Linked DNA regions of Homo sapiens: region 2 is linked to region 1. Evidence: read pairs that join two places in POLR2A ChIA-PET (ENCODE). Cell type or tissue: PC-3. All regions are shown on one strand. Each heading gives the region's core, and the rest is flanking DNA. Links, peaks and the distances in the headings are about the cores only.

Region 1 (4,397 bases), core at 164-4,163:
GTAAATAAACAACTCCTTTGAAAGTAACAAACAGATATTTTGTAAATCTTTCAGCAAAAGAAATTTGAAAAGCCAATGGCTCAAAGTTAACAGTTTTTCAGTGGCAAAGAAGTATTTATTCTGGCTCAATTTAGAGCAAACTACACATGAAACCTCATTCAAAGTGTGACTTTGCTAGCAGTTTACTCAACAATGGGCATGTCATCTAGAGTTCCCAACATTTTTACCATCCTGCAATAGCAGTCATAGGAGAATATGCCTCAATCAAAATCAGGCTAAAAATTTGTTTCAATTCTGCATGTGAGCTGGGACCTTAAGTCTTTCTGGTCGCTATTTGGTAGGGGACCAAATGTGGCCAGTCACACTGGAAAAGTTTATTTTAGATTGTCCCACTTTGTGACATGCACTAGGATCTTTTCATGTGGAGAGTTCATTTTTTCCCTATGAAAAAAGAGATTCAATTAGTTTATTCATTTTGTAGGTAATTTTGAGGGCATTGGGGAAAACAGAAGTAGGTGGTCCCTCGAAGCAACTTGTACAATAAAATATTTTGGCCTCAATTTGACACAAAATGATGTTGTACATTGCTGCACATAAGTCCCATGGAAACTTATTATGTTATAAACAACAAGAGACACTCTTAGAAGGGAATACTTGGCTCCTTTCCAGTAGAGTTCTGAATTCTGGAGAAACATTCGACTGCATGTTTTCTAGCAATGAGATATTCGATTCAGTCCTTGAGTGTATGTGGGTTTCAGTTTTGTTTGAGTTGTGGCTTTTTATGAAATCCATAGTGGTAGAATTTTCAAGATGGACGCAGTAAACACTGGCCAGTCTTCTGACTCAGTGAAATAATTGGTTTCCTGGGGATTTCCATACCTGGGTTTGCCAAAGCCAGTAGGAAACATGGGGAAACCCCATCTCTACCAAAATACAAAAATTAGCCAGGTGTGGTGGTGGGCGCTGGTAGTCCCGGCTACTTGGGAGGCTGAGGCAGGAGAATCACTGGAACCCGGGAGGCGGAGGTTGCAGTGAGCCGAGATCGCGCCACTGCATTCAAGCCTGGGCGACTGAGTGAGACCACCCTGTCTCAAAAAAAAAAAAAAAAAGAAAAGAAAACACGGTTAGTCACAAGTTGCCTTGAGTCTGTTGTGAATATGCCAATGTTTATTGATCACTTTGCTGCTCCTGACTCTCTTTATAAGAAGAATCATCTTTTGAGGGGAATATTTAATGAACTATCTCCATAACCTCATAAAACAGTCAATAAATGTGTAATTTACTTTTTCTCTGATGCTTAATTTGTCTTTGATGCTTCTTAGAACACAGGTTTTCTGCTTAATTTAGCTCATCATCAAGAGAGAATTCCGGGAAGCTTTAGGGCATTTTAATTCATTCCCAAAGAACATTTCATCATGTAGCTACTGGCTCTTTTTTTTCCCTCCACCAAGGGAATATAGACTGATTTTCCTTATTTCCCCTCTGACATCTTTGTAACAGGGTGATTGACTCATCCCTCTGCTTGAAGTTAGTCTTGTTAGACCTACCGCTGGGCTCTGAGACAGAACCTTAAATGCGGCTGATATCTCCTGTGTTTGGGAGAGAAAAGGCAAACTTCGGGATTTAAAATAAAATATTTTTTAAAGTAATGCATTTGTGCCTCCTCTAATCTTTTGCGGCTTGATGGGGAAATGGATTCTTCCTTGCCAGCACTTATTGGATCTTCTCCCAGAAGCCAAACTTGCAGAGTGGAAACTGGCTGCTTATAGACAGTGTTTCTGCTCATTGTCAAGTCTCAATTAACCACACAGTGGTTTGTTTTTGTTTGTTCTGTAGAAGAAAATTCTTTTTCATTTTTGTCAATATAAAGAATTGCCTTTTTAGGAAACAAATATAGTTATGCCTTATTTTCTTGAGTATAAAACTTAGACATGTTTACTCTCCTTCTGGGCAATACCAGGGCATTGGAACAATTTTAATTCCACTGGTCCCTCATCAGTTTATTTTTGAAATTTAATCTAATAGACTTTTAAACACATAAGACATTATTCTATGTTTTGATCATGGTTCATTTAGATATGTCTACATATTCACATATTCTTTGTGAAACGTTTTTTCTTGTATCTTCTGCCCATTTGGGATCATCATCTTGTACTTCCTCTAGAAGTTCCTTTCATGCGGTCTACTGGTGGGAAACTCTTTGGAGTTTTTATTTTTGTTTTTGTGCAGAAATGTCTTTGTTTGTTTAATGTAGTAATAGATGAGAATCTACATTTCCTCCATTCTGGAATGATATTTTCACTGGATATAAAATTTTGTGTTGGTGGTTATTTTCCTTTAGCACACTGAAGATAAACTTCCACCACCCTCTAGCATCTATTGCTGTTCTTGAGAGGTTAACTGTTAGTCTTAATACAGTTCTTTTGATGATAATTTATATTCCCCCTCCCCCCACCGACAGCATTTAGTATTTTTTTCTTACATTTTGTGCAGTTTTTCTATAGTGTGTCTAAATATGTGTTTGAGATGGCTAGATGGATCACTTTCCTCAGTTCTGCAAAAACTCTAAACTATCATGAAAGCAAATATGGCTTCTGTCATTTTTTTTCTTTCCTTCTAAGATTCCATATATATTTGCATATAAAATAAAATGAACCTTTTTACTCCATCTCCTCTGTCAATGAATTGTTTTTAGTATTTTCCATCCTTCGTCTTTCTTTACTGCTCTGTGGGCAATTTTTTTTCCTACACTTTTTGCAATGCACCAATTTTTTGTTTAAACTTCTATTCTATGCATCCACTGAGTGTTTAATTTCAGGTTTTGTATTTTATTTCCAGATGTTCTATTTGGTTTATTTTCAAATATATAATCTGTATGTCTTAGCTTGTTGCAGGGAAGCTTTCCTGTGAGATTTCTCACTCTGGGAAAGCCTCAGCTCTTGACTGTAGGCTCCTCACCTTTCAAGGCTATCAAAGGGTGAACACACAATTTCCATCATGAGCAAAAGCCTATCAGGGCAAAAGCAGCTTCCTTGCTTATTACCTTTCTAGGTTCAATGTCCCCTTCAGTTTGACCCTGATCATTAAGTTGTTGTAGTTCTCTGGGTCTTTAAAGATAGTTTTAATGGCCAGGCATGGTGGCTTATGTCTGTAATCCCAACACTTTGGGAGGCCAAGACAGCAGGATCACTTGAGGTCAGGAGTTTGAGACCAGCCTCGCCAACATGGTGAAACACTGACTCTATTAAAAACAATACAAACATTAGTCAGGCATGCTGGTGTGCACCTGTAATCCCAGCTACCCTGGAGGCTAAGGTGGGAGAATTGCTTGGACCTGGGAGGTGGAGGCTGCAGTGAGCCGAGATCATGCCACTGCACTCCAGACTGTGTGACAGCGCAAGACTCTATATCGAAAAAAAAAAAAAGCTTTAGTATCAAACCCAGCTTCTTAATTTTTTTCAGTGGAAAGGATGGTCCAAATAACCTAATCAGCCATTACCAGAAATAGAAAGTCCCCACATTGCATTTCTGAAATATTTGAATTAGTTAACATCTGTATCAGTCAGGGTTCAACTAGAAAAACAGAGCCAGTAAAAGATTGTGTGTGTGTGTGACAGTAATTGGCTTATGCAATTTTGGTGGATGGCTATCTGCCCCGTTCTCAATGCTGTCTCTCTAATGATGGACCCTAGCAGGCAGGCAGGAAAGGAAAATTACAAGTAGGCTTGGTGACTAGAGTAACCAGCAGAAGCTGAGCCTCTTTGTCACAGAGTTGAACATACACACATACACACACACACACACACACACCCCTGGCCCAGGAGTCAGACAATTAAAGGAAGACCCAATGGGCAGGGGAAGTGATTGCAGGCTCAGCTGCTGCTTCCCATCAACCAGACACATAAATCAACAGATCAGCAACAATGCCTGAGTATTACACAATGACTGCTGACTCCCCCATCAGCCCTCCAATTCTCAGAAGAATCTCCATGGAACCCACAATAGCTGGAAACATACAGAAAGGGAACTCTGGGAAATATAGTTTGGCTGAGACAGTTGGCACAATAAGAAGCATCACACTGTTAAGTAAAAATCAGAAAATGTTTTATTTCAAAAATACTCTGTGTCTCTTGAAAAATTAGATTCTAAGATTATAATAGAAACATGCAAAGAATTTCTAAAGCTAAGAAGAAGCTGTCCCTTAGGGCTGCATGGTACTCCCTAGGCTGTTTCAAAGATTGCTATTGTCTATTGGCCCCATAAGGTAACTGAGTTTGAGATTTAAACAAAAATTAAAACTTAGATTCGCATGGATGCCGTTGATTCCTCCCCCTTTTCTTTACCATATCAACTTTCTTTCCCCCTCCTTTGTCCATATTTTTCTTTCTTGAGGATGA
Region 2 (4,397 bases), core at 234-4,233, 2.0 Mb after region 1:
CAGCTACTCGTGAGGCTGAGGCAGGAGAATCACTTGAACCCAGGAGGCAGAGGTTGCAGTGAGCTGAGATCAAGCTGCTGCACTCCAGCCTGGGTGACGGAGTGAGACTCCATCTCAAAACAAACAAACAAACAAACAAACAAACAAACAGTGGCAAAAGACCCAAGGGCAAGCTGCAGGATGCCTTTACCATCCTTAGGAAAATAAGGTGCAAGGGGTGGCAGTGGAATTCCCAAAAGTACCTGATCTCTAAGCTTGGAGCTGTGGAAGAAGGGCCACCTGATGGGAGCTAAAGCAGGAGATGCAGCCACTGCCAGGACTCTGGAAAGGTGTAGGGGCAGTGAGGGACGAAAGCCAGGGAGACAATCGCCACCATCATTTGCTGTCCCTCTTCTCATCCTCTGATTTCCTGCCAGTGCTTCCAGTTGGCAAAGGCCAACCAAAAATCACAGGGCAAAGGAGCTGTAGGCCATAGATAGGAGGCAGGCTCCTGGGGTAGAAAGAGTGCAGAGAGGGGAGCAAAAGGAATCTGGTAGGGTAAGCAACACATGGAGAATGGCCAGCCCAGATTCAGCCCCTCCCTTCAACACCTGAAAATTCGGCCTGAATTCAAGACCATTATTTCTTTCTTGAATGTCTGGAAAAAACAAACAAATAAACAAACTTCCCAGTGGTCCCAGTTGACTTCAGTGTGTGCTCTAATTTCATTTTATAAACACCATTTCTTAGCAATTTCAATGCTGACAGATGGAGCTCATGTGCCAGCTAACAGGAAAAGAGCATCATCTATGAGCACAATTCCCCACGGCTGGAGCTCCTTGCCTATGTTCCCCCCTCAAGAGCATACATGAGGCTGCAAATCAAACAGATCTCATGTGATGATTAGGGAATTATCTGTATTTCATTAAGAAAAATAACTTGTACACTCGGTTTGAAAAAAGTATTGAAGGCCGGGCGTGGTGGCTCACGCCTGTAATCCCAGCACTTTGGGAGCCCAAGGCGGGCGGATCACGAGGTCAGGAGTTCTAGACCAGCCTGACCAACATGGTGAAACCCCGTCTCTATTAAAAATACAAAAATTAGCCGGGCGTGGTGGTGTGTGCCTGTAATCCCAGCTACTCAGGAGGCTGAGGCAGGAGAATCATTTGAACCTGGAAGGCAGATGTTGCAGTGAGCCGAGATTGCACCACTGCACTCCAGCCTAGGTGACAGAGTGAAACTCTGTCTCAAAAAAAAGTATTGAAAACATATTCTTGGGGCTTAATAGATATTCATAGAGAGTGCCGAACAGATATTTGTTAAAGGGGTGAATGTTACTTGTGACACTCACAATTAGTGGATCTTTACATGTGAATGTGTTGAATACAACCAGACCCCTTTAATTAGACACGCTGTTCTAAAATGAATTTCTAAGGTATGAATCTAATCTAATCACCTCTTGACTTACACAGGCTGGTAGCTTCCCATTGTCAAGAAGTTCTTATCATGGTGGAAAAGATCTCTTCGTCATCTCAACCTCCAAGCCTCACCCTGGTCTTTCCAGGTCTCTTCTCTTACCTATCCTGACACCATCTGTCCCCATCTACGCTAAGATCCTTATCAGTCCTGGAAGAACACACTCAAAGCCAATGATCTTTGCGCCCTCTGTATGTTCTCTCAACACTTAGCATTTTAATGAACATTGGCCCAAATTCCAGCTGCCAGCACCCGACACTCTGCCCAAGGGCTTCTCTGACCGACACAACCCACTCTGCCCATGTGTGGGGAAGGCTTCAAGTGCCAGGAAGTTAATGGCCCCTGGAAGCATCCCTGACCAGTGACTTCCAAGAATGGGTGTATAAATACCTCCACTCTTTCCTCCCTTGGGTGAGATAACTCTGAGGCACGTGTTTGACATTGCTTCATGGAGTTCCCCAGCAGGATTAAGTTCCAGTTGCCCTCAGTGGTAACTCGGGCTTGATTCATCCTTTATTTGCTTCCTTCCTTTCCTGTCTTACTTCCTCACCTCCCTACCAGTGTTCCGGTGAATCACCTTCCAAATAAACTACTCACATTGGAATCCTTGCTTCAGGGTTGGCTTTTGGAGGAACCTAACGTAAAATATTTCAGTATTCTCTTTCAGCTTTTTCTTGCCTTTGCATAAGACATTGTTTGTGTCTGGATTCCCCTTTGTTTCTTTTTAAACAAACATTTAAAATGACACAGGAAAGCACAGGAAAAGAAAGAATAAAATGTTTCTCCTTCATCACCTATTCCCCTCCCTTCTCTCTCTCATCCTGGTCTACTTTCCTTCCCAGAACTAACCACTATTTGGTATACATACCTCCAAATATTTTCTTTATATATACACATTTAAAAGTATGTAGATATACAAATGTAAATACATTTACCAATCTGTGTATACAATGATAAGTGAATTTGAACACATCCTTATACACAGTCCTTTTCACATGAATGAAATCACATTATACATGTTGCATTGTGACTTGTTTTTTTTTCAATAATACAATACCCTTAGATTCCATAATATAGTGTGATATACTATAATTATTGAAACATTTCTCCTATTGATGAACACTTAGGGTCCTGATACTTTTTCCACTGTTATAAAAAAATGCTGCAATGACTATGTGAGTGCATATATCTTGCACACATGTGCTGGCCATCCTGTAGATGAATGTGTCTGTTTGAGCTTTTTAGTTTTCAGCAATAGAAAACCCAACCTCGGCCGGGCGTGGTGGTTGACGCCTGTAATTCCAGCACTTTTGGAGGCTGAGGTGGGCAGATCACCTGAGGTCAGGAGTTCCAGAGCAGCCTGGCCAACATGGTGAAACCTCATCTCTACTAAAAATAGAAAAATTAGCCAGGCCTGGTGGCGGGTGCCTATAATCCCAGCTACTTGGGAGGCTAGGGCTGGAGAATCCCTTGAACCCAGGAGGAGGAGGTTGCAGTGAGCGATCCTGCCACGGCACTCCAGCAGGGGTGACAAGAATGAAACTCTATTTCAAAATAAAGAAAAAAAAGAAAAAAAAAGAAAACCCAACCTCAACTAGCTTAAGCAAAAGCAAATTTATGTGGTGAAAGGGTGGATCTGGTTTTAGAATCAGTTACCAAGGGCTCAAGAAGTGTCACAGGGACTGATCCCCCCACCCCCCCGTCCCCCATGTCGTGTCATTCTCCAGGTCTTTCCTTTTCATTGCCAGGAGCTCCAGGTTTCTACCCTCAGAACTCCAAGGCCATTGGAAAACAGAGGGCAGTTTTCTTAGTTGCCCAAGGAAATGTTCCCAAATTGTATCAAAAGCCCACCTCTAGGTTAATTATTGTGGCTGGAGGATGTAATCCATTCATAGGTCAGGGCTGGCCAGGTGTAGTGGCTCATGCCTGTAATCCCAGCACTTTGGGAGACTGAGATGGGTGGGTCACTTGAGGTCAGAAGTTCGAGACCAGCCTGGCCAACAGGATGAAACCCCGTCTCTACTAAAAATACAAAAATTAGCCAGGCATGGTGGCGGGCGCCTGTAATCCCAGCTGCTCGGGAGGCTGAGGCAGGAGAATGGATTGAACCCAGGAGGTGGAGGTTGCAGTGAGCAGAGATCACGCCACTGCACTCAAGCCCAGGCAACGAAGCGAGACTCCTTCTCAAAAAAAAAAAAAGAGAGAAACATAGGCTAGGACTAGGCATATGCCATGCCTTGTGACATAAACTGGACATGGGGAAGGGGAGTGATTCCCCAGTGTTAGTTAGCCTTGCTCTTGTCACTAGAAGGAGGAAGGAATGCTGTGTGGCAAGGAAAGGAATTAATGTCCACTTGAGATGGATTTGAGAAGGATGTCTGCAAGCAGAAATAAAGGGTTAAAGGGTGCTTACATTAAAAATTTTGATAGCTACTGCTCTCAAAATTGTATCGCGATTTATATTCCCAGTGCCAACAGTGTTTGAAGAGTCTGGCTCTCCAGAGCCTGTAGACACTGGATATTGTCAGTGTTTTAAATTTCAGCAGATCTGATATCTAAAAATGGTATCTCACTGTTCTAAACTGTTCTAGTATGGTGTTCTACGTGAACACCCTTTCATGTGTTTAGCTGGCCTTTGCATTTCTTTTTTTTTTTTTTTGAACTGCCTATGCATATCTTTTGGTCAAAATTCAATTGAATTGCCCTTTTTTATTGTTAGAGCTGCTACAAACATTACTGAAAAGGCAACTCAGTTGTGTGTGTGTGTATGCACACACATATATATTTATAATACATATGTTACTTAGGGTTTGTACCAGCTCTATGAGCTCCTTGAGGGTGGCACCTTGCTGTAATACAGCCTGACACCTAATACGAAGTAGAAATCAGTGATTATTTATCACGCAAATAAAGAAACAAATAAGTGAACGAATGAATGAGTC

Evidence for each region. ChIA-PET counts read pairs that join two places held together with the same protein. Peaks named below come from ENCODE experiments on the same cell type or tissue, not always from the same donor. Only the 100,000 strongest peaks of a DNase experiment are listed, where the experiment ranks them.
Region 2: POLR2A ChIA-PET joins it to region 1 with 7 read pairs; 2 of 35 experiments call an interaction of 5 or more read pairs at or near these places.

What each region holds. Positions count from the first base shown.
Region 1 is chr20:8,794,786-8,799,182 of GRCh38, forward strand. All of the region lies in intron 31 of PLCB1 (phospholipase C beta 1), which reads left to right. Among named protein-coding and RNA genes, the nearest start is that of RNU105B, 34 kb to the right of the region's middle. In PC-3, for the core only: no CTCF peak of the experiment used is centred there; no DNase peak of the experiment used is centred there.
Region 2 is chr20:10,756,701-10,761,097 of GRCh38, forward strand. No RefSeq gene overlaps it. Among named protein-coding and RNA genes, the nearest start is that of LINC01752, 5.8 kb to the left of the region's middle. In PC-3, for the core only: no CTCF peak of the experiment used is centred there; a DNase peak (open chromatin) is centred at 1,991; H3K27ac peaks cover 3,154 bases.